Linked DNA regions of Homo sapiens: region 2 is linked to region 1. Evidence: chromatin loops called from intact Hi-C (ENCODE). Cell type or tissue: heart right ventricle. All regions are shown on one strand.

The links. A loop is a pair of places that touch in the nucleus more often than their neighbours do. Peaks named below come from ENCODE experiments on the same cell type or tissue, not always from the same donor. Only the 100,000 strongest peaks of a DNase experiment are listed, where the experiment ranks them.
Region 2: a loop joins it to region 1, with 5 times the contacts of the local background. A loop is called at or near these places in 73 of 110 quality-filtered maps.

Annotation. Positions count from the first base shown.
Region 1 is chr10:59,239,331-59,241,830 of GRCh38, reverse strand. All of the region lies in intron 4 of PHYHIPL (phytanoyl-CoA 2-hydroxylase interacting protein like), which reads right to left. Among named protein-coding and RNA genes, the nearest start is that of PHYHIPL, 64 kb to the right of the region's middle. In heart right ventricle, a CTCF peak has its summit at 1,042 (motif pointing left); no DNase peak of the experiment used is centred here.
Region 2 is chr10:59,616,438-59,618,937 of GRCh38, reverse strand. No RefSeq gene overlaps it. Among named protein-coding and RNA genes, the nearest start is that of SLC16A9, 92 kb to the left of the region's middle. In heart right ventricle, no CTCF peak of the experiment used is centred here; no DNase peak of the experiment used is centred here; H3K27ac peaks cover 734 bases.

The DNA of each region.
Region 1 (2,500 bases):
TATTGAAGTGCTCAATAATGACTGTTTCTTGAGTGAAGAGTAAACAATAGATAGATGTGGGCGAAATAAGGAAAAGAGAATCTACCCATCTTGTCCCTGTTCAAAATTTCTCGCCCTTGTTACATTCTCATTAACAAAATCCAAATATCTATGATATGTGTCCTACATGGATCTATAAGTGCAATTACATGAAATAATAACAGCAACATATATATAAACAGAAAATATGTACTAGAACCTACACTTTGAGGATATACAATTTGACACCAGAGGTAGAGGAATTCCTACACATGTCTACCAATCTCAGTGAATTCCTGAAACCCTTCAGATATAAAAGGAGTTTTAAGGACAATTAGACTACCTAGTGAATATGAACAAGAGGTAAGAAAGAAAGTGGTGTTTTCATTTGGAGTATGGGAAAGTAATGTTCATTTAGGAATTCATTTCTAGAGGAAGAGGTCAAAATGAGTTGATTTCTTATGGACTGAGTAAGTATTTATCCAGTTTTTCATAATTCAAAATGGATTATAAACTTTGGAAAGTGTATCCAGTAATTAAAAGTTTCCTTTCTATTCAAGCATTCTGAATAACAAGATGATATTTAAAATGGATTTTAATCAAGGAAATGTGTCTTAATTAGAGTTAATGACAAAAAGAAAATCAACATCCATGGAATTTATGTCTACTACTTTTTAATAAGGCTTCTTAAAAAAGCAATGTTGAAAAATTATACCACTCTGTGGAAAGTATATTTATTTATACGTACTGCACCAAGACATATTTTACATGGATTTTATAACTATCATTATGGAAAACTTAACAAAGGTAAATTTTCTTGTTAGTAAACACAGCTTTCATACTGGTAGCTGGGAGTAAAATCATGCAATATACACAATAATTATCCATTTTCTAGGCACTCTGTCTTTATTTATTTATTCTTGGAAGCATTTTTGAAAACAGATGAAGCAAACTTTAGATTACTAAAGGACCTAAAAACAAAGGCCAGTTCCCATCTAAGGGACAGAGAAAAATCACAGAGAGATACTGCCCTCCAGTGGCCACCTAAAATAGATATTGGCAATGTTCCAGGAATATAAACCTAAAATCAAAGATGTAATTATTTATTCTTTTGATGTATTTCTTACCAAAGACAACAGAAATATGGAGGGGTTTTTTTTGTTTTCAAATTTTATGCGTAACAAATACAGACAGTCCCTGACTTATGATGGTTTGGCTTACAATTGTTTGACTTTATGATGGTGTGAAAATGATGCACATTCAGTAGAAACTGTACTTTGAATGTTGATCTTTTCAACACTTTTTTTTTTTATAAAATAGACTTTCTGTTAGATAATTTTGCCCAACTGTAGGCTAACGTAAGTTATCTGAAAATGTTTAAGGAGGCTAGGCTAAGCTATGATGTTTTGTAAGTTAGGTGTATTAAATGAATTTTCAACTTGATATTTTCAACTTACAATGGGTTTAACAGGACATAACCCCATTGCAAGTCAAGGAGCATCTGTATAAAGAAACACCTTCCTTGCTAAGTCTATATGGTCATTGCCAATCCACAACTGACAAGCACAATAATTTATGTTATATCTATCAGTCTGTACTCTCTAAATTAGGTGAATGGTATCTACCAGGAAATATATGGACTCTAGGGTATATACCAATTGAGAAAATGAAGGACTAAACTCTGTATTTATAAGATATTCAAACAAATGGCAGGAATATTTTTTCACCATCAAAATATATAAAAATACATTCTATTGCTAAGTACTTAATTTGAAGAACACAGATGCCTACGTGTGTTCTTCTCTCTCTGATTCCTGTTGCATTTTCCACAGCTTGAAGCTGATTTAAATCTGGAACCATGGTCTTCAAACAAACAAATACAAAGAACACAACAAAGTTTCCTAAATATTTTTCATACATAGTCCTGTCAACTTAAGATGCTTTAGAGTCTGAAGTGAAGCTTTTAAAATGATAAATTATAGGGAATGCTGTGTAAGAAGTTTTACAACCTATATAGCATTTGCCATTTTAAAAGCCTTAGTGAGACTAAGGCTTTTAAAACACAAAACAGACATCTGGCTATTTATTCTCTTCAAATTTTCTTCTACAAATATGAAAGTGCTGTAAATATAAAAACTACCTGCAGGATAGAGTTCTTTTAACTTCTCAGGAACTGCTTCCAGGGATAAACATAGGCTATCTTAGAAATTCTAGTAAAATCACTAGAATTTAAAAGTAAACAAAGGAGATTATCCTCATGATAATTAATTCAAGATAACAGCTGATATGTTTTGGCTGTGTCCCCACCCAAATCTCATCTTGAATTGTAACTCCCACAATTCCCACATGTCATGGGAGGAACCCAGTGGGAGTTGATTGAATTATGGGGAGGGGGAAATCTTTCCTGTGCTGTTCTCATGATAGTGAATGAGTCTCATGAGATCTGATGGTTTTAAAAGGGGAGTTTCCGTGCACAAGCTCT
Region 2 (2,500 bases), 380 kb before region 1:
TCAATCTGGCTACTTTCACCCAGCAGTGACATTTTCTCAGTCGGTTTCCTGGAACGTATTTTGAAGCCTAAGAATTTCCAGTACAAAGTATGTGCAGTGTTTTTGCTTTTTGATAGTTGGAATGAACAGCCTCTCCTACCCCTGCTAAAAAAAATCTGAGCCACAGAATCACAAAGTGATTCCAGCACAGACAGCCAGGTCATGGACAGGTACGTGGGCCTCCTGATGCAGGAGCCTGGGTTCTTCCAATTAGTTAATTAACTCACATGTATTTATTTATCATCTATTGTACGTGGGTACTGAAGGAATACAGAAAAACAGTGCTATTCCTGCCCACGATGCTTGACCTTCTCTTAGAGGAGTGCTTTGTTGGGAATGCCTCCCTTGGGTTCAAAAGACCTTTGTTTTTTTAAACAATAAACTAAAAATCTAAATATGCTTTGATATGAATTTTATTATGTCATGTGAGAGATTCTTAGTTCAACATTGACGTTCAATTACAGGCACAAAAATGTGCCTCCCTCCTTTTTCCTGGGAAAGTCAATTTTCCAATTGTTGTGTGTGAAGAAATAAAAGAGAAAGAGCTCTATGCAAAATCAGGGCTTCTGTCTGAACCACAGTACATCCTAGGGAAAATGTTCTTTACTGCCTTATTGGACAGCAAATAGCACTTTTAAGAGATTTAGGGACTCACTGTTTCATGGACTGATCATTTTGCAAGTATTTCTTAAATGAGTATTGCAGACAGAAGCCACAAGTCAGGTATGGCTGGAATGAGAAAGACTGGGCTCAGCATTTAACTTTTAATCTTTTTTATTTTTCATAGCAGGAGAACTATCCCCAGAGGGACAGAGCTGGACATGGAAACAGATTGTCCCAATAAATGACATCGATTATTTCAGCAGCACAGGCAGGGCTTGGATCATAGCTCTTGTGGTTTTTCTGGAACACTGTATTTTAATATTTTATATCTTTGTAAAAGTACATCCTATTATAACCCAAAGTGTAAGAAAAATATCCACAAGCCCATATTGATTAGAGTGAATGATTGAATAAGTTAATAAATGGGGAAGAAGAGACAAATCTCCTATGTGGAAGAATTCAAAAAAATTTATGTAGGCAAATGTATGTAGGTAAAATTGCCTTAGGAGAGGTGGCACATAACTCCCACTCCTTAAATGTGGACTGTGCATAGTGACTTCCTTCTGAAGAGCACAGTATTGAAAGGGAGAGGGGAAAAGAAGAGTAGCTTTACAGTGGAGAAATCTGACAAATATTACTTTAGCCAATTGACCAAGGTAAACATTAACAGTCATATCAATAGTATGTGCCTTTAATGTGATGTGATGAAAGTTTCACTTATCTATGTGATCTTCCTCCCCTAAAACCTGTAACTCTAGTCTAATCATGAGAAAAACATCAGACAAATCCCAATAGTGAGGGCATCCTACAATATATCTGATCAAGATTCCCCAAAACTGTCCAGATCATTAACAATAAGGAAAGACTAAAAAACTGTCACAGCCAAGAAGACCCTAAGGGGACATGACCACTAAAGGTAATGTGAGATTCTAGATGAGATCCTGGAAGAGAAATAGGGCATCAGGAAGTCTTGAATGTATTGTACTATTGATTCTTTTTTTTTTTTTTTTTTTTTTTTTGAGACAGGGTCTCACTTTGGGAGTTCAGTGGCACAATCTTGGCTCATTGCACCCTCGAACTCCTGGGCTCAAGTGATTCTCCCACCTCAGCCTCCCAAGTAGCTGGGACTCCAGGAGTGCACCACCATGCCTAGCTAAGTTTTGTATTTTTTGTAGAGACAGAATTTTGCCATGTTGCTCAGGCTGGTCTCAAACTCCTGAGCTCAAGCAATCCGCCTGCCTTGGCCTCTCAGAGTGCTAGGATTACAGGTGTGAGCCACCATGCCAGCCTTACTGCACTTTTGACTTTAATAATTTATCGACATTAGCTCATTAATTGTAACAGATAGGCTATAATGTAAGATGTTAATTGAAACTGTGTGGGATGGGCATAGAGGAACTCTTTGTATTATCTTCTCATTTTTTTGGGTAAATCTAGAAGTAAAATCTATTCTAAAAGTGTATGTTTTTGATTTTCATTTATTTAATTTTTGTTTATTTATTTATTTATTTTAGACAGAGTCTCACTCTGTCACCCAGGCTGGAGTGCAGTGGTGCGATTTAGGCTCACTGCAACTTCCGCCTCCTGGGTTCAAGTGATTCTCCTGCCTCAGCCTCCCAAGTAGCTGGGATTATAGGTGCATGCCACCACGCCCAGCTAGTTTTTGTATTTTCAGTAGAGACGGGGTTTCACTATGTTGGCCAGGCTGGTCTTGAACTCCTGATCTCAAGTGATCTGCCTGCCTCGGCCTCCCAAAATGTTGGGATTACAGATATGAGCCACAGCGCCCAGCCTTAAAAATAAGGTGTATGTTTTTAAAAGTGCATTCTCTGCCAAGAGAAGGCTGGGGAGCTCATGT